Regions from separate parts of the Homo sapiens genome. Here region 2 is linked to region 1. Evidence: read pairs that join two places in POLR2A ChIA-PET (ENCODE). Cell type or tissue: endothelial cell of umbilical vein. All regions are shown on one strand. Links, peaks and the distances in the headings refer to the core of each region. The heading gives the core; the rest is flanking DNA.

The links. ChIA-PET counts read pairs that join two places held together with the same protein. Peaks named below come from ENCODE experiments on the same cell type or tissue, not always from the same donor. Only the 100,000 strongest peaks of a DNase experiment are listed, where the experiment ranks them.
Region 2: POLR2A ChIA-PET joins it to region 1 with 6 read pairs; 3 of 35 experiments call an interaction of 5 or more read pairs at or near these places.

The regions. Positions count from the first base shown.
Region 1 is chr14:34,513,775-34,530,592 of GRCh38, reverse strand. It overlaps EAPP (E2F associated phosphoprotein), which reads left to right. Exons shown (of 6, transcript NM_018453.4): 4 at 1,118-1,235; 5 at 5,786-5,896; 6 at 14,007-14,655. The coding sequence ends at 14,283. Among named protein-coding and RNA genes, the nearest start is that of EAPP, 18 kb to the left of the region's middle. In endothelial cell of umbilical vein, for the core only: no CTCF peak of the experiment used is centred there; a DNase peak (open chromatin) is centred at 7,932; H3K27ac peaks cover 276 bases.
Region 2 is chr14:34,597,409-34,601,408 of GRCh38, reverse strand. SNX6 (sorting nexin 6) reads left to right here. Exons shown (of 14, transcript NM_152233.4): 7 at 3,764-3,859. Among named protein-coding and RNA genes, the nearest start is that of SNX6, 31 kb to the left of the region's middle. In endothelial cell of umbilical vein, for the core only: no CTCF peak of the experiment used is centred there; no DNase peak of the experiment used is centred there.

The DNA of each region.
Region 1 (16,818 bases), core at 5,701-9,700:
TTAATGCCTTATTAGTTGGAGAAGAACTTTATTTTTTAAATTTTTGTTAAATTTTTTACTTTTTTAGAGATAGGTCTCACTCTTACCCAGTCTCCAGCAGTGCAGTGGTGCAATTATAGCTCACTACATCCTCAGACTCCTAGGCTCAAGCCATCCTCCCAGCTCAGCTTCCCTAGTAGCTAGGACTACAGGTGTGCCTGGCTAATTTTTAATTTTTATTTTTGTAGAGATGGGGTCTCATTATGCTGGCCAGGCTGGTCTTGAACTCCTGGCCTCAAGCGATCCTCTTGTCTCAGCCCCTCAAAGCTCTAGGATTATAGGTTGTGAGCTACCGCACCCTACCTGGACAAGCACTTGTTTAGATGAAGGGTTTTTTTTAACTTTTTTTTTTTGAGACGGAGTTTTGCTCTTGTTGCCCAGGCTGGAGTGCAATGGCGTGATCTCGGCTCACCACACCCTCCACCGCCTGGGTTCAAGTGATTCTCCTGCCTCAGCCTCCCAGGTAGCTGGGATTGTAGGTGCCTGCCACCACGCCTGGCTAATTTTGTATTTTATTTTATTATTTTCTTTTTCTTTGAAACGGAGTCTCGCTCTCATCACCCAGGCTGGAGTGCAGTGGCACGATTTCGGCTCACTGCAACCTCTGCCTCCTGGGTTCAAGCAGTTTTTCTGCCTCAGGCCCCCAAGTAGCTGGGATTACAGGTGCCTACTACCATGCCCAGCTAATTTTTATATTTTTAGTAGAGAGGCGGTTTCACCATGTTGGCCAGGCTGGTCTCGAACTCCTGACCTCAGGTGATCTGCCCACCTTGGTCTCCCAAAGTGCTGGGATTACAGGCGTGAGCCACCGCACCTGGCCCTAATTTTGTATTTTTAGTAGAGACGGGGTTTCGCCATGTTGTCCAGGCTGGTCTCGATCTCCTGACGTCAGGTGATCCACCCACCTTGGCCTCCCAAAGTGCTAGGATTACAGGTGTGAGCCACTGCGCCCGTCCCTTTTTTAACTTTTTAGGGAAAATATAAATAAATGTGTAGCTTGGGAAATGAGACTCTTCATTTAAAGAAGTGTGAACTTGACACATGATTCTTAGCCATATCCTAATATTTTCAAAATTAGTACAGGTGACCAAGAAAAAAAAGAAGAAACAACACAAGATTCCAACAAATGACGAATTACTGTATGATCCTGAAAAAGATAACAGAGATCAGGCCTGGGTTGATGCACAGAGAAGGGGGTAAGAACTTAAAGTTAATATTTAGAATCTTTAGAAAAAAAGATTGAAAGATGATTTTTACTACATTCACATTTTGAATATATGTGTATATGTTTACACAAACACACACACACAAACAAAAAAGTTAGAGGAAAAAACTGCTCAGTAGTTTATTTTGAAAATAACCAGCAAATTTTAGTGAGACTTTTTTTTAAAATTTTTTAAATTTTTATTATTATTTTTGAGACAGAGTCTTGCACTGTCGCCTGGGCTGGAGTGCAGTGGCGCGATCTTGGCTCACTGCAACCTCCGCCTCCTGCGTTCAAGAGATTCTCCTGCCTCAGCTTCCCGAGTAGTTGGGATTACAGGCGCCTGCCACCACACACAGCTAATTTTTTGTATTTTTAGTAGAGACCGGGTTTCACCATGTTGGCCAGGCTGGTCTCGAACCCCTGACCTCGTGATTCACCTGTCTCGGCCTCCCAAAGTGCTGGGATTACAGGCTTGAGCCACTGCATCCAGCCCGACAATTGTTTTTTTGTTTTTTTTTAAACTTGTTGAATTTAGGCTGCGTTAGTCAATCTCTCCCTCAAGAAAAACTGACTTTTTTTTTCAGATGCTGTTTTAAATTACTTTGAGATTAAGAGTTTATGTGGATGGGCCAGGGTGGTGGCTTATACCTGTAATCCCAGCAACTTTGGGAGGCCGAGGCAGGTGGATCACCTGAGGTCGGGAGTTTGAGACCAGCCTGGCGAACATAGTGAAACTCTGTCTCTACTAATACAAAAATTAGTGGGGCCATAGTGGCGCACACCTGTAATTCCAGCTACTCAGGAGGCTGAGGCGGGAGAATTGCCCAAACCTGGGAGGTGGAGGTTGCAGTGAGCTGAGATCACGCCACTCCACTCCAGCCTGGACGACAGAATGAGACCCTATCTCAAAAAAAAAAAAAAAAAAAAAAAAGGGTTTTGTGGATGAAGAGTGGATTTAGCAAATTGTTCTTTTTAACTACTTACAAATTTGATTTTTAAAAATTGAGATGAGGCTGGGCATGATGGCTCACACCTGTAATCCCAGCACTTTGGGAGGCCAAGGCGGGCGGATCACTTGAAGTCAGGAGTTCAAGACCAGCCTGGCCAACATGGCGAAACCCCATCTCTACTAAAAATACAAAAATTACCTTGGCATGGTGGTGTGTGCCTGTAATCACAGCTACTCTGGAGGCACAAGAATCGCTTGATCCCAGGAGGTGGAGGTTGCAGTGAGCTGATATTGTACCACTGTACTCCAGCCTGGTCGACTGAATGAGACTGTCTCAAAAAAAAAAAAAAAATTGAGATGAGGCTACTCTAGGTACACTGCTTATGGAGTAGCCCTGCTCTGCAAGGAGCAGTTAAAAATTTTTTTTGAGATAAAATTCACATAACAAAAGTACCCACTTTAAAAGTGAACAATTTAGTGGCATTTAATACCATTCACAATGTTGCACAGCCACCACTTTTATGTAGTTTCAACCATTTTCATCATCCCAAAAGGAAACGCTGTACTGTTAGGTAGTTTCCCTACCCTTCCCCTCAGCCCCTTGGCAGCCACTGATCTGTGCACTGTCTCTGTGGATTTGCTTATTTTAGATATTTCTTATGAATGGGATATTATACAGTATGTGACCTTTTATATCTGGCTTCTTTCACTGGGCATAGTGCTTTTGAAGTTCATCTACATTTTAGCACATGTCAGTACTTCTCTACTTTTTATGACTGAATAGTATCCCATTGTATGTGTATACCACAATTTGTTTATCCTTTCATCCACTGAGGGATGGATGTTTGTGTTGTTTCCACACCCTCTGCCCCCACCTTTTTTTAAGAGATGCCTGGGCTGGAGTGCAGTGGTGCAGTTATAGCTCACAGTATCCTCAAACTTCTGGGCTCAAGCACTCCTCCTGGTTCAGCTTCCTGAGTAGCTGTGACTGTAGGCACACACCGCCTCCCGGGTTCAAGCACTCCTCCCACCTCAGCCTTCTGAGTAGCTGGGACTATAGGCACACACCACCTGGCTAATTAAAAAAATTTTTTTAATAGAGAGGTCTAGCTGTGTTGCCCAAGGTGATCTTGAACTCCTGGCCCCAGGTGATCCTCCTGTCTTCACCTCCTGTGCTGGCATTACAGGTGTGAGCCATTGTGCCAGGCCATTTTTTTTTTTTTTTTTTTGAGACGGAGTTTTGCTCTTGTTGCCCAGGCTGGAGTGCAAATGTGATCTTGGCTCACCGCAACCTCCTCCTCCCAGGTTCAAGCGATTCTTCTGTCTCAGCCTCCTGAGTAGCTGGGATTACAGGCATGTGCCACTGCACCTGGCTAATTTTGTATTTTTAGTAGAGATGGGGTTTCTCCATGTTGGTCAGGCTGGTCTCGAACTCCTGACCTCAGATGATCCACCTGCCTCGGCCTCCCAAAGTGTTGGGGTTACAGGCATGAGCCACCGCACCCGGTCATTTTTTTTTTAATTTAAAGACAGGGTCTTGCTGTGTTGCCCAGACTGTAGTGCACTGATGCTATCATACCTCAATGTAGCCCTGAACTCCTGGGCTCAAATGATCCCCCTGCCTCAGCCTCCTGAGTCCATGCTTGTTTTTTTTGTTTCTAATTTAATTTTTAATAGACACAAGGTCTTGCTATGTTGCCCAGGCTGATCTTAAACTCCTGGGCTCAAGCAATCCCCTCCTACCTTGGCCTCCTTAAGTGCTGGGATTAAAGGTGTGAGCCACCATGCCCGGTTTATGCTTGTTTATTTTTATTTTCATTTTTTTTTTTATTTTCTTATAGAGACAGGGTTTCACCATGTTGCCCAGGCTGGTCTCAAACTCCTAGGCTCAAGTGATCTGCCCACCTTGGCCTGGGATTACAGGTGTAATTCCAGCCTGGCTCTATGCTTGTTTTTGTTTTTGTTTTTTTGGGACAGAGTCTCGCTCTGTTGCCCAGGCTGGAGTGCAGTATCGCAATTTCGGCTCACTGTGACCTCCACCTCCTGGGTTCAAGCAGTTCTCTGCCTCAGCCTCCCAAGTAGCTGAGATTATAGGTACCCGCCACCATGCCTAGCTAATTTTTGTATTTTTAGTAGAGACGGGGTTTCACCATGTTAGCCAGGCTGGTCTTGAACTCCTGACCTTGTGATCCACCCACCTCAGCCTCCCAAAGTGCTGGGATTACAGGCGTGAGCCACCATGCCCAGCCTGTGTGCTTGTTTTTTAATGTAGCTTTACTGTTTTTAAAAAATTCATGGACTTTTATTTTTGGTACACTTGTCACAATTAATGGACTAATATTGATACATTATTATTTTTTTTATTTTTTATTTTTTTGGAGACAGAGTCTCGCTCTGTCGCCCAGGCTGGAGTGCAGTGGCGTGATCTCGGCTCACTGCAAGCTCCGTCTCCTGGGTTCAACCGATTCTCCTGCCTCAACCTCCTGAGTAGCTGGGACTACAGGCATGTGCCACCACGCCCAGCTAATTTTTGTATTTTTTTAGTAGAGATGGGGTTTCACCATGTTGGCCAGGATGGTCTTGATCTCTTGACTTCGTGATCCGCCCGCCTCGGCCTCCCAAAGTGCTGGGATTACAGGCGTGAGCCACCGAGCCCGGCCTTGATACATTATTATTAATCAAAGTCCATAATTTTAAAACATTTCCTTAGTTTTTATGTACTGTTCTTTTTCTGTTTGAGGACCCCGTGTAGGATAGTACATCACTTTTAGTTGTCATGTCTCCCTGGGCTCTTCTTGACTCTGTCAGTTTCTTAGACTTTCCTTGTTTTCAGTGCCCTTAATTACTTTGAGGAGCACTAATCAGGTCTATGTAGGAGGCCCCTCTGTTGGAATTTGTCTGTTGTTTTTTCTCATAATTAGGATGGGATTATGGATTTTTATAAGTAAGAACATAGAAGTAGAGAGCCATTTTCCTCACATTATATCAAGAGTACATACTACCAACCTGAGTTTTGTGTGTTGGTATTGACCTCGATCACCTTGCTGACCAGTGTTAACTTTCTCTACTGTAAAGTTAGTCTTTTACCCCGCCTTACCATACCGTACTCTTTGGAAGGAAGTCACTGTGTCCAACCCAGACTTAAGGACTAGGGAGTTATACTCCACCACTGTGAGGGAAGAGCATCTTTATAGATTATTTAGAATTCTGTGTGGGGATTTGTCTGTTCTCCTCCATTTATTTATTTATTCAGTACATTTATATTAGCGTGGATTCGTGGGTATTTATACTTTGGGTTGTAATCCAGTCCTACTTTATTTTGTTGCTCAGTTTCAGCTTTGGCAGTTGGTGACTTGTTCAGTTGGCTCCTGTTTCCCTTTGTCATAACCACCTCACTGTTTTGTTTTTGTTTTCTTGATTACTTCCTTCTTTTCTGGCACTAAAAGATGCTCCAGGTTCATCTTGTGTTCCTTATTCCTAGAATTAGCCATTTCTCTGAATAGTACTGGTTCTTTTTATTGGAAAATGACACTAGAAACCAAGATCTGGTTTTAATATGTTTTTCTCCCCACTTTCTTCTTCTGTTCTAGTTACCATGGTTTGGGACCACAGAGATCACGTCAACAACAGCCTGTTCCAAATAGTGATGCTGTCTTGAATTGTCCTGCCTGCATGACCACACTTTGCCTTGATTGCCAAAGGTAATGGATGAAGGACACACACACACACACACACACACATACATATTTTGTTTAAATTAGAAACAGACTTTTTTTTTTTTGAAGTCAGAGTCTTACTCTGTTGCCCAGGCTGGAGTGCAGTGGCACAATCTCGCCTCACTGCAACCTCCGCCCCGTGGGTTCAAGCGAGTCTCCTGCCTCAGCCTCCCAGGTAGCTGGGATTACAAGCGGCCACCACCATGCCTGGCTAGTTTTTGTGTGTATCTAGATCTAGATCTAGATCTAGATAGATAGATAGATAGATAGATATAGTTTTGTTTTGTTTTGTTGAGATGAAGTCTCACTCTGTCGTACAAGCTGGAGTATAGTGGTGCAATCTTGGCTCGCTGCAACCTCTGCTGCCCAGGTTCAAGTGATTCTTCTGCCTCAGCCTCCAAGTGGCTGGGATTACAGGTGCCTGCCACCACACCCGGCTAATTTTTGTAGTTTTAGTACAGACAGGGTTTCACCATCTTGGCCAGGCTGATCTTGAACTCCTGACCTTGTGATCCACTTGCGTTGGCCTCCCAAAGTGCTGGGATTACAGCTGTGAGCTACCACGCCCGGCCTTATTTTTATATTTTTAGTAGAGACAGGGTCACACCATGTTGGCCAGGTTGGTCTTGAACTCCTGACCTCAAGTGATCTGCCCACCTCGGCCTCCCAAAGTGCTGGGATTACATGCGTGAGCCACTGTGCCCAGCCCAGAAACAGACTTTTGAGGTACTCAGGAATTCTGATAAAGTTCTGTACTTAGATTCTTGGTGCTGTGTGACTAATCTTTATACAATTAATTTTGATTATATATAGTTATATTAAATGTAGCTTTTATACTTTTAAAGTTGGGCACAGTGACTCATGCCTGTAATCCCAGTGCTATGGGAGGCTAAGGCGATCACTTGAGCCTAGGAGTTTGAGACCAGCCTAGGCAACATAGTGATACCTCATCTCTACAAAAAATAAAAAAATAAAAAATTAGCTGAGTATAGTGATGTATGCGTGTAGACCCAGCTACTCGATAGGCTGAGGTGAGAGGATGGCTTGAGCTCAAGAATTCAAGACTGCAGTGGGCTGTGACCACCACTGCACTCCAGCCTGGGCAACAAAACAAAGGTGAGATCCCCATCTCTCTCTCCAAAAAAAAAAAAAAAACGGGCTGGGCGTGGTGGCTCACGCCTGTAATCCCAGCACTTTGGGAGACCGAGGTGGGCGGATCACGAGGTCAGGAGATCGAGACCACGGTGAAACCCTGTCTCTATTAAAAATACAAAAAATTAGCCGGGCATGGTGGCGGGCGCCTGTAGTCCCAGCTACTCCGGAGGCTGAGGCAGGAGAATGGCGTGAACCCAGGAGGCGGAGCTTACAGTGAGCCGAGGTCACGCCGCTGCACTCCAGCCTGGGCAACAGAGCGAGACTCCGTCTCAAAAAAAAAAAAAAAAGGTATCTTTTCTAGTGCAAAATAGCAGCATAGAAGCAAACTGGCTCTCCTTCCCCCTGCAGAATACCAAAACCAAATATACAGCACTGAAGCTATCACCACCAGTATCCCAGATCTCAATATAAGGAGGAGACAGTTTCTAGGGCCACAGAGAAGTAAAAAAAACTTAAAGCAGACAGTAAGAGAATTGTTCTTCCATATCTGCTTATCCTTCTCCACAATCTGCCTGGCACCAAGTGAGCAGAAAAATTCCCCTGAGCTCATGATTTTTACATTAGAAAAAGTAAGATGGAAGTGTACAACCAGCTTCTTTACCTTTTTGAGTTCTCTGGTAAGAGATCTGTCCCTGCCTCAACTCATAGGAAGCACTGAGAGTGCCTGAAGGAAAAAATATCCCTGAGGATAGCCAGAGACAAAGAAGGATAGCCAGAGACAAAGCCAGGTCCCAAGTGTGAACCCCTAGCCAGCATTCCCATCCTACTGGGATATCCCTATCCTCTTTGGGACCCACCCCCCACTTCATTTGGAACAGGCAGCACGCTCAGTGTTTACTAGAACTGAGGCTTAAAGTGCCATCTGGTGCCAAAAAGGAAGCAATGACGTAGTGGGAAGAAAGGAAAAAGAAAGAATATCAACATGCAAATTGCAAATTACAAAGAATCTCTAGGCAAACATATCTAATAACCAAAAAAAAGCAAAGCAGAGAAGACTGGAACAAATAACTAATCCTTCAATACAAAGATGTACATTTACATCCACAAGACACAGTAGCAAATGGAACCATGACCTCTTCAAATGGACAAAACAAGGAATCAAGTGAACCCTTATCACATATCACATATCACAATACTGTGATATGTGAACTCTCTGACCAAGAATTCAAAATAGCAGTTTTAAGAAAACTGAGTGATCTCCAAGACAGCCCAGGCAATTCAGAAATTTATCAGATAAATTTAACAGAGATCGAAATAATTAAAAAAATTATGGGCACAGTGGCTCATACCTGTAATCCCACTACTTTGGGAGGCCAAGCTGGGAGGATGGCTTGAGGCCAGGAGTTTGAGACCAGTCTGGGCAACATAGTAAGACTCTGTCTCTACAGAAAACGAAAAAAACTTAGTTGGTGTCTTGGCATACGCTTATAGACCCAGCTACTTTGGAGGCTGAGGTGGGAAGATCACTTGAGCCCTGGAAGTCGAGGCTGCAGTGAGCCATGATTGTGCCACTGTACTCCAGAATGGGTGGCAGAGTCAGACTCTGTCTCTAAAAGAAGAACAAAATAAAATAAAACAGAAATCTGGGAACTCAGCCGGGCACAGTGGCTCACGCCTGTAATCCCAGCACTTTGGGAGACTGAGGAGGGCTGATCACGAGGTCAGGAGATCGAGACCATCCTGGCTAACATGGTGAAACCCCGTCTCTACTAAAAATACAAAAAATTAGCTGGGCGTGGTGGCATGTGCCTATAGTCCCAGCTACTCGGGAGGCTGAGGCAGGAGAATCGCTTGAACCCAGGAGGCAGAGGTTGCAGTGAGCCGAGATCATGCCACTGCATTCCAGCCTGCGCAATGGAGCGAGACTCCATCTAAAAAAAAAAAAAAAAAAGAAATCTGGGAACTCTGAGAAATATATTTGCTGAACTAAAAAATTCATTAGAGGCTCTCAACAGCAGAAGGGATCAGCAAAAGAAAGAATCAGTGAGCTTAAAGATAGACTGTTTGAAAATGCACAATCAGAGGAGAAAGAAAAGGTATGAAGGTCTACAAGATATAAAATATTATCTCAAAAGATTAAATCTAAGAATTGGTACTCAGGAGGGAGTAGAGCAAAAGCAAGGAGTAGAAAGCTTATTCAAAAAATTAATAGCAGTAGCTGGGGATGGTGGCTGACACTTGTAATCCCAGCACTCTGGGAGGCGGAGGTGGGTGGATCACCTGAGGTCAGCAGTTCGAGACCAGCCTGGCCAACATGGTGAAACCCTGTCTCTACTAAAAATGTAATCAAATTAGCTGGGCGTGGTGGTGCATGCCTGTAATCCAAGCTACTCGGGAGGCTGAGGCAGGAGAATCGCTTGTACCCAGGAGGCGGAGGTTGCAGTGAGCTGAGATCACACCATTGCACTACAGCCTGGGCAACAAGAGCAAAACTTGGTCTCAAAAATAATAATTATAATAATAGCAGAAAATGTTCCAAAACTTGAGAAGGAGATATTTATGGCCAGAGAACACCAAACACATTTGACTCAAATAAAACCACCCCCAGGCATATAACAATAAAACAGTAAAACTGTCCAAAGGTTATGGACAAAGAGAGGATCTTGAAAGGAGCAAGATAAATGAAGCAAATAGCATATAAAGTAGCTACAGTTCATCTGGCAACAGATTTCTCAGTGGAAAGCATACAGATCAGGAGGGAGTGGAATGAAAAAAAAAAATGCCAGGCTGGGTGTGGTGGTTTATCCTGTAATCCCAGCACTTTGGGAGGCGGAAGCGGGTGGATCACTTGAGGCAGGGAGTTTGAGACAAGCCTGGCCAACACGGTGAAACCCCTCTGTACTAAAAATATTAAAAAATTAGCTGAGCATGGTGGCATTTGCCTATAATCCCAGTTTTTTGGGAGGCTGAGGCACGAGAATTGTTTGGACCTGGGAGGCACAGGTTGCAGTGAGCTGAGATTGCACCACTGCATTCCAGCCTGGGGGACAGAGTGAGACTCTGTCTCAGAAATAAAGGGCTAGGTGTGGTGGCTCATGCCTGTAATCCTAGCACTTTGGGAGGCAGGGGAGGGTGGATCACCTGAGGTCAGGAGTTCAAGGCCAGCCTGGCCAACATGGTGAAACTCTGTCTCTATTAAAAATACAAAAATTAGCTGGGCGTGTTGGCGCGTGCCTGTAATCCCAGCTACTGGGGAGGCTGAGGCAGGAGAATTGCTTGAACCAAGGAGGTGGAGGTTGCAGTGAGCCAAGATCACACCACTTCACTCCAGCCTGAGTGACAGAGTGAGACTCTGTCTCAAAAAAAGAAGAAAAAAATAAAGAGAGAAAAGAAAGAACTGGGCCAGGCATGGTGGCTCATGCCTGTAATCCTAGCACTTTGGGAGGCTGAGGCAGGTGGATCACCTGTGGTCAGGAGTTCGAGACCAGCCTGGCCAACATGGTGAAACCCCATCTCTACTAAAAATATAAAAAATTAGCCGGAAGTCGTGGCGGACACCTGTAATCCAAGCTTACTCAGCAGCCTGAGGCAGGAGAATCACTTGAACCAGGGAGGTGGAGGTTGCAGTGAGCCAAGATTGCGCCACTGCACTTCAGCCTGGGCAACAAGGGCGAAACTCTGTTTCAAAAAAAAAAAAAAAAGAAAAGAAAGAACCTTGTTATAACTGTAAGTTTTTTTTTTGTGATTTCATGATAACCATAATGCAAAAACCTATAATAGATTCACCAAAATCAAAAAGCAATGGATTAAAACATACTACCAGAGAAAATCACTTAATCACGAAGGAAGACAGTAAGGAAGGGAAGAGTTACAAAACAACCAGAAAAAAAGCAGCAAAATGCCAGTAGTTGTATTAGTCTGCTCTTGCACTGCTATAAGGAAATACCCGAGACTGGATAATTTATAAAGAAAGAAGTTTAATTGGCTCATAATTCCACAGGCTGTATAGGAAGCATGGCTGGGGAGGTCTCAGGAAACTTTTTTTTTTTTTTTGAGAGGGAGTCTTGCTTGTCACCCAGGCTGGAGTGCAGTGGCACGATCTTGGCTCACTGCAACCTCCACCACCCAGGTTCACGCAATTCTCCTGTCTCAGTCTCCCAAGTAGCTGGGACTACAGGCACACACCACCACTCCTGGCTAATTTTTGTATTTTTAGTAGAGGTGGGGTTTCACCATATCGGTCAGGCTGGTCTTGAACTCCTGACCTCAGGTGATCCACCCGCCTTGACCTCCCAAAGTGCTGGGATTACAGGCTTGAGCCAGTGCACCTGGCCAGGAAACTTTTAATGATGGCAGAAGGCAAAGGGGAAGCAGGCACATCTTACATGGCCAGAGCAAGAGGAAGAGAGAGAGGGGAGGTGCCACATACTTTTAAACAATCAAATCTTGTGAGTACTCACTATCACAAGAGCAGCACGAGGGGGAAGTCTGCCCCCAAGATCTAGTCACCTCCCACCAGGTCCCACCTCCAACATTGGAGATTACAATTTGACATGAGATTGGGGCAGGGACACAGACCCAAGCCACATCAGTAGCAAATCCTTACTTATCAGTACTAACACAATGTAAATGGACTCACTTCTCCAATTTAAAGGCAGACAGTGGCTGAATGGATCAACAAACAAGACTCAACTATATGCTGCCTAGAAGAAACTTGCTTCACTTGTAAGGACACATGGACTGAACATGAATGGGAAAAGATATTTCATGCAGCTGGAAACCAGTATAGGAATAGCTGTCCTTAAAACAGACTACAATCAAGGACTGTAAAAAGGAAACAAAGAAGTTTACTATATAAAGGGGTCAATTCAGCAAGAGGAATTTATATAACAGTATAAATATCTATGCAGCCAACATTGGAACTCCCAGGTATATAAACATTAATAGATCCAAAGGGGCTGGGCGCAGTGGCTCACGCCTGTAATCCCAACACTTCAGGAGGCCGAGGTTGGTGGATCACAACGTCAGGAGATTGAGACCAGCCTGGCCAACATGGTGAAACCCCATCTCCACAAAAATACCAAAATTAGCTGGGCATGATGGCGGGTGCCTGTAATCTAGCTACTCAGGAGGCTGAGGTGGGAGAATCACTTGAAGCTGGGAGGTGAAGGTTGCAGTGAGCCAAGATCGTGCTATTGCACTGCAGCCTGGGTGACAGAGTGAGACTCCATCTCAAAAAAAAAAAAAAAAAAAAAAAAAAATCTAAAGGGAGAGATACAATACAGTATTAGTATTGCAATACAATAATAGTAGGGGACTTCAACACTCCACTCTCAGTAATGGACAGATCATCCAGATAGAAAACCATAAAGAAACATCAGAGTTAAACTACACAGTAGACCAAAGAAGCCTAACTGACATTTACAGAACATTTCACCCAAATAATCTAATGATACACCTCAAGGAACTAGAAAAGCAAGGACAGACCAAATCCAACATTAATAGAAGGAAAGAGGCTGGGCATGGTGGCTCACACCTGTAATCCCAGCACTTTGGGAGGCTAAAGCAGGCAGATCACGAGGTCAGGAGTTTGAGACCAGCCTGACCAACCTGGTGAAACCCTGTCTCTACTAAAAATACAAAAATGAGCCAAGTGTGGTGGCGTACACCTTTAATCCCAGCTACTCAGGAGGCTGAGGCAGGAGAATCGCTTGAACCCGGGAGGCAGAGGTTGCAGTGAGCCGAGATCACACCATTGCACTCCAGCCTGGGTGACAGAGCGAGACTCCATCTCAAAAAAAAAATTAATTTATTAAATAAAATAAAAGGAAAGAAATAATAAAGATCAAGGCAGGAATGAATGAAATTGAGACCCCAAAAAACCCAAACAAACAAGCCAGAAGATTAATGAAATTAAAAGTTGATAATTTTAAAAGATACAATTGACAAACCTCTTAGAAAAAAAGAGAGAAGGCCCAAATAAATTAGAAATAGAAAAGAAGGCATAACAACTGAGACCACAGAAATACAAGGAATCAGGCTAGGCACGGTGGCTCATGCCTGTAATCCCAGCACTTTAGGAGGCCGAGGTGGACAGATTACCTGAGGTCAGGAGTTCAAGATGAAACTGACCAACATAGTGAAACCCTGTCTCTACTAAAAAATACAAAATTAGCCAGGTGTGGTGGTGCATTCCTGTAATCCCAGCTACTTGGGAGGCTGAGGCAGGAGAATCACTTGAACCCGGGGGGCAGAGGTTGTGGTGAGCTGAGATCACGCCATTGCACTCCAGCCTGGACAACAAGAGTGAAACCCCATCTCAAAAAAAAAAAAAAAAAGAAATAGAATCGTCTGGGTGCGGTGGCTCACGCCTGAAATCCCAGCACTTTGGGAGGCCGAGGCGGGCAGATCACAAGGTCAGAAGATCGAGACCATCCTGGCTAACACAATGAAACCCCATCTCTACTAAAAATACAAAAAAATTAGCCAGGCATGGTGGCGGGCGCCTGTAGTCCCAGCTACTCGGGAGGCTGAGGCAGGAGAATGGCGTGAACCCAGGAGACGGAGCTTGCAGTGAGCCGAGATCGCGCCACTGCACTCCAGCCTGGGCGACAGAGCGAGACTCCATCTCAAAAAAAAAAAAAAAGTTACTTTCAAAAAGCAGAAGGAAAGAGGATACATTTCTTCCTTACACTGTTACATACTAAAATGTTTCTTCTGCCTGGTGCAGTGGCTTGTGCCTGTAATCCCAGCTACCAGGGAGGCTGAGGCAGGAGGATCACTTGAGGCTAAGAGTTCAAGGCTGCAGTGAGCTGTGTTCACAAGTTTTAATTATTCTTAAAACAACTGTTTAAAATTTCTTTAAACTTGCTGTTTTGTTCCTGTGTCTTGTCTTTGGTTGGTATTTCAGTAAGTTTTTGGTATTCTCAAATTTTATCTAAATGGATAAACTATTAACATAGAACATAAACCCCAATTCTCCATTTCATTTTTCTCTTAGGCATGAATCATACAAAACTCAATATAGAGCAATGTTTGTAATGAATTGTTCTATTAACAAAGAGGAGGTTCTAAGATATAAAGCCTCAGAGAACAGGAAGAAAAGGCGGGTCCATAAGAAGATGAGGTCTAACCGGGAAGATGCTGCCGAGAAGGCAGAGACAGATGTGGAAGAAATCTATCACCCAGTCATGTGCACTGAATGTTCCACTGAAGTGGCAGTCTACGACAAGGATGAAGTCTTTCATTTTTTCAATGTTTTAGCAAGCCATTCCTAAACAGCCCAACTGGCATTTAATTACCCAATACTGTATATAAGGCAAATATGGACAGTTACTTTCCTCTTGCCTGTTCATATCCTTCAGTGACATTGAGGAAGCAGTGTTTCTCTTTTTAAAGGAGAATAGTTGTCAACCTTCATTCATCTCTTACATCTCTCACCCTCTCCTTTTTTTTTTCTTTGATTTTCCCCCTTATTGATGGGACTGATATTCATTCTGTTTTTGATGAACATTTGGAAACTGTCGGGCTTTTTATTAAAGCTCTGTAGAATTAAAATGTTCTGGAATTATAAGCAATCTTTGTTTCTGAGTGTTATTTTTATTTTGGATATAGCTTTGATGTAATTAAACTGGAAACTCTTTCCTGAATTGTCTGTATTGTTTTTGCTAAGATGTATCTTTATTCACCCCCACCCCACATGATGAATGACAGTATTTAGTAACTGTTACAATTGCGTGGAATAGGCTGGTAGCTTTGGCTCCTGCCTGTAATCCCAGCACTTTGGGAGGTCAAGGCGGGTGGATCAGGAGTTCAGGAGTTTAGGAGTTTGAGACCAGCCTGACCAACATGGTGAAACGCTGTCTGTCTCTACTAAAAATAGAAAAATCAACTGGGCGTGGTGGTGTGCACCTGTAATTCCAGCTACTCGGGAGGCTGAGGCAGGAGAATTGCTTGAACCTGGGAGGCTGAGGTTGCAGTGAGCTGAGATCATATCACTGTACTCCAGCCTGGGTGAGAGTAAGACTTTGTCTCAAAACAAACAACAAAGAAACAAACAATTGCATGGAGTAGGTACTGTCAGATGCTTTAAGTAATAAAGGTCCTTTTCTGAAAAGGAGTACACTTACCAGTATTCTAAACTTAATGAATGCACATTTTAAAATATAAATTTATGGTGAGGGAAAGCAACCTCCCCTTCTGACTAGACTTAAAAATTCTGGCCGGGTGTGGTGGCTCACCCCTGTAATTCCAGCACTTTGGGAGACCTAGCTGGGCTGATCACTTGAGGTCAGGAGTTCCAGGGCAGCCTGGCTAACATGGTGAAACCCCATTTCTACTAAATATACAAAAATTAGCCAGGCCTGGTGGTGGGCGCCTGTAATCCTAGCTACTTAGGAAGCTGAGGCAGGAGAATCACTTGAACCTGGGAGGTGGAGGTTGCAGTGAGCCGAGATCTTGCCACTCCACTCCCACCTGGGTGACAGAGCAAGACCCTGTCTCAAAGAAAAAAGAAAAAAAAAAATTCTGCTGCCACCTCTTGTGCCTGCTATTTATTACTTCTGTTGCAAACAACCAAGATATAATTTTTTGGGGTATTAATATAAAAACCAGTGGCAGCTTGAGGGGAAATTGCATTGTAGGCATCTGTGTATTTTCAGTCTTTAAAAGAATGATATGGCTGAATGCAGTGGCTCATGACTATAATTCCAGCACTTTGGGAGGCTGAGGAGGGAGGATCGCTTGAGACCAGGAGTTCAAGACCAGCCTGGGCAACATAGCAAGGCCCTGTCTCTACAAAAAAAAAAAAAAAAAAATTAAAAATTAGCTGAACGTGGTGGTGTGTGCCTATAGTCCCAGCTACTTGGGAGGCTGAGGTGGGAGGATCACTTGAGCTTGGCAGACCAAGGCTGAACTGAGCTTTGATCATGCCACTGCATTCTAGCCTGGGTAACAGATTGAGGCCCTCTCTTAAAAATGAAAGAATGATATGATTTGGGTTGTTTCTCCCAACCTCAGGTGATCCGCCCGCCTTGGCGTCCCAAAGTGCTGGGATTATAGGCATGAGCCACCGCGCCCAGCCAGAAAATGTGTTTTAACTCAGGCTCTGCTATGCTAATCTTGGACAAGTCTGTTCCTTTGAGGCCCAGTTTTCTCATCTATAAAATGAAAATACTAGACAAGAGCAGTAGTCTCCTACAGAGATCAGGTGTCAACAAAGCTTGAGGGGGACCTCTGCATATTCCATAAGAGAAAAGATGCTTTCCTCACCTCCTACCCTTCTATGTTTTCTACAAGCTATGTGTAAAGAGAGCTGGAACCAGTTACGGAGTGTTTGTATGAATGAGGTGGGGACAGAAAACTGATAATTTCTAAGGAATCTCCAATGTCTTATACCTATTATACTTCTGCCAGGCATGGTGGCTCATGCCTGTAATCCCAGCACTTTGGGAGGCCGAAGTTGGTGGATCACCTGAGGTCAGGAGTTCGAGACCAGCCTGGCCAACATGGTGAAACCCCGTCTCTGCTAAATATACAAAAATTAGCTGGGTTTGGTGGCACGTGCCTGTAATCCCAGCTACTTGGGAGGCTGAGGCAGGAGAATTGCTTGAACCCAGGAGGCGGAGCTTGCAGTGAGCTTAGATTGCGCCACTACACTCCAGCCTGGACGACAGAGCGAGTCTCTGTCTCAGAAAAAAAAAAATGGCTATTGTACTTCATAATTTTTATAATATACTGATATCTATTTGATTGGAAGCAATATATATACTTTATTTTTTCATTTTTATTTTTTATTTTATTTAATTAATTTT
Region 2 (4,000 bases), core at 1-4,000, 77 kb before region 1:
ACTTAAAATACAAAAATTAGCTGGGCTTGGTGGCGCATGCCTGTAGTCCCAGCTACTCGGGAGACTGAGGCAAGAGAATCGCTTGACCCCGGGAGGCGGAGGTTGCAGTGAGCCAAGGTTGCGCCACTGCATTCCAGCCTGGGTGACAAAGCGAGACTCCGTCTCAAAAAAAAAAAAAAAAAAAAAAAAGAAATAGGGTTATCACATTGACTAATGTTTCTTAAATTTGAGTTTGGAGTCTTCCGAAGCCTTGTGGAGAATTCCAAGGAGGTGATTGAGCTAAAGAATTCCAGATTCGGGTAAATTATTGACTCTGGATCTGTTTAACTGACCATTGGTGCTGATCACTCCTTATTTTTTCCTTCCCTGCCTAAAAACTCTCTTTTTTTTTTTTTGAGGCAGAGTCTCTGTCGCCCAGGCTGGAGTGCAATGGCACTGTATCGACTCAGTACAACCTCTGCTTCCCAGGTTCAAGCGACTCCTCTGCCTCCACCTCCCGAGTAGCCACCATACCTGGCTAATTCTTATATTTTAATAGAGACAGGGTTTCACCATATTGGTCAGGCTGGTCTCGAACTCCTGACCTCAGGTGATCTGCCTGCGTCGGCCTCCCAAGGTGCTGGGATTACAGGTGTGAGCCACCATGCCTGGCCGAGGTGATTGCACTTTAAAGATTTCTTCGTTCATAGTGCTGGCAAAAAATTTTTTACTGAATGACTGATACAAATCTTGGAACCTGTGTTTGGATGACAAGATTAATTCATAATTTTTGCAGAAAATAAATATAGCATAGTGCTCATGTACAGGTTAACCTCAAGATCAAAGAATTTGGGCCAGTTGTAGTAAGTCACACCTTTAATCCCAGTACTTTGGGAGCCTGAGGCAGGAGGATTGCTTGAGCCAAGGAGTTCGAGACCAGCCTGGGCAACATAGTGAGACCTGTCTCTTTTTAAAAAAAAAAAAAAGAAGAAGAAGAAAGAAAAATGCCGGGTGCGGTGGCTCATTCCTGTAATCCCAACACTTGGGAGGCCAAGGCAAGGTATTCACTTGAGGCCAGTAGTTCAAGACCAGCCTGGGCAACATGGTGAAACCCCTGTCTCTACTAAAAACGCAAACATAAGCTGGACGTGGTGGCGCTTGCCTGTAATCCCAGCTACTTGGGAGGCTGAGACATGAGAATCACTTGAATGTGGGAGGCGGAGGCTGCAGTGAGCTGAGATTGTGCCACAGCATGGGTGACAGAGTGATATTCTGTCTCAAAAGAGAAAAAAGAGAAAAGAAACTAAAATTTTTGAGTAAGAATGAGATGCTCAAAATTTGATTTTAGAAAGCTGTCCCAGGCAACAGAATGGATTGGAATAAGATAAGAATTATTAACTAATACTTCAGTCTAGGAAAGAGATGATGAAGACTTTTACTGGAGAGTAGGAGTGGAAAGGGACAGTTTTAAGTCATTTGCTGTTAGAATTTGAGCTATGAAGAAAGGAAGAAGTTATAAAAATTTCAAGATTTTAATGAGAACTATGGAATTTTAGGGAACATGTCGGAGTCAGAAAGACTGTTTGGATGAAGGGGCCACAGATCAAAAGAGGGAAGACAGAAATTTTGGAGATCAGATTTTTTTTTTTTTTTTTTGAGACAGAGTCTTGCTCTGTTGCCCGGGCTGGAGTACAGTGGTGTGATCTCCGCTCAGTGCAACCTCTGCCTCCCAGGTGCAAGCGATTCTCCAGCCTCAGCCTCCCGAGTAGCTGGGATTACAGGCACATTTCACCATGCCCGGCTAATTTTTTTTTTTTTTTTTTAGACAGAGTTTCGCTCTTGTTGTCCAGGCTGGAATGCAATGGCGTGATATTGGCTCATGGCAACCTCTGCCTCCTGGGTTCAAAAGATTCTCTTGCCTCAGTCTCCCTAGTAGCTGGGATTATAGGCGGATGCCACGACGCCCAGCTAGTTTTAGTATTTTTAGTAGAGACAGGATTTCACCATGTTCTTCAAGGCTAGTTTTGAACTCCTGACCTCAGGTGATTCACCCGCCTTGGCCTCACAAAGTGCTGGGATTACAGGCGTGAGCCACCGTGCCCAGCCCAGAGATTAGATTATAATGAGCACTGTGTTAGACTCATCTAATGTGAGGTTACAGTTACAGTCTCTGTGTAAGGAAATGATGTGGGCAATTGGATATAACATATAAAGTTAAGGAAAGAGCTTATGGGTAGTATTCTAGTCTGTTTGGCTGCTATAACAAAATACCTTAGACTGGGTAATTTATAAACAACAGAATTTATCATTTACAGTTCTGGAGAATGGGAAGCCCAAGATCAGGGTGCTAGCAGATTGCGTGTCTGGTGAGGGCCCTCTGCTTCATAGGTGGCCCTTTTTGTTGTGTCCTCACATAGCAGAAGGAAGGGGCAAGAGGGTAACATTCCCTCAGCCTCTTTTATAAGGACTAATCCCATTTATGAAGGCTCTACCCTCATGACCTAATCACTTCTCAAAAGCCCCACCTATTTTTAAGAGACAGAGTCTTGCTGTATTGCCCAGGCTGAAATGCAGTGGCTATTCACAGGTGCAGTTGTAGCACATTGCAGCCTCAAACTCCTGGCGTCAAATGATCCTCCCACCTCAGCCTCCCAAGTAGCTGGGACTCCAAGCAGGAGCCACTGTGCCTGGCTCAGGCCCACCTCTTCTTAATTATGATTACCTTGGGGGTTAAGCTTCAAGATATGGGCCAGTCGTGATGGCTCATGCCTGTAATCCCAGCACTTTGGGAGGCCAAGGTGGTTGGATCACCTGAGGTCAGGAGTTCAAGACCACTCTGACCAACACAGTGAAATCCCATCTCTATTAAAAATAGTTGGGCATGATGGTACATGCCTGTGGTCCCAGCTACTCGGGAGGCTGAGGCAGGAAAATTACTTGAACCCAGAAGGCAGATGTTGCAGTGAGCCAAGATCACGCCACTGCACTTCAGCCTTGGATGACAGAGGGAGACAGTGTCTCAAAAAAAATTTTTTTCATCCTGTGAACTTTAGGGGGACACATACATTCAGACCATAGCAGGTAGTGATAGAGATCTGTGAGTCATTTACATAAAGGTGAGCATTGAAGCAATGGAAGTACATGGGAATTAGATGAATTGCTCCTTTATGGGGCACCCTGATACAGCAAGTGCTAGGAGTCAAAGAGTTAGCTGCTGCTTGTTGGTTTTGCCCTTGGATAACCATTCATTTGTTCAAAGTCATCTTTTTTGTGTCCCTTGTGCTATTAATTGCTGACCCCAAAAGCCAGATGAGATACTTGGATGAGTTCAGAGTTCCAAATGTATAGGATATATATTCAGAGTTATTGCGGAATCATACAGTGGTATATTGTGCCCCAATAAATTTCACATGTTTAAAGGAACTCCCGAGCTAAAATTTTAATTGTCTGTTAAAATTTTATATAGCAGTGTTTGACAAAATATGGTGAGAGGGCTGCTTGCAACAGAATTATCAGATATGCTCATAAAATGTGAAATATCTAGGCCTTCTTGTAGACCAGCTGAACCTGAATCTTTGAGAGTGAGTCCTGAATATCTATATTATTACCAAACTCCTTTTTTATGCCCTAAAATTTGAAAATCATTGATGTGCATGATGAAATTTCCACTTTATTAAGATTAAAAACTAGGATCCTTTTGAGATTGCCATTTAAATATCAAAGAATAAAGGAGGCACTGCTTTCCATTTGTAACCTTAAAAATGTTAAATTACCTTTCTTTCAGTTGAGTGTGCGAGGAAAAAATAAAAAAGAGAAACTTGAAGACTTCTTTAAAAACATGGTTAAATCAGCAGATGGAGTAATCGTTTCAGGAGTAAAGGTAAGATTTTATTTGATTAACTGTGGTATTAGTTGAGACTTCTTTTAAAAGGGAGATAGATTGAGATTTCAAATGTGCAGAATTAGAGTAAAAGACATTTGGACGGTTAGAATCTTCAGTCCTAGGAACAGGAGGAATCCT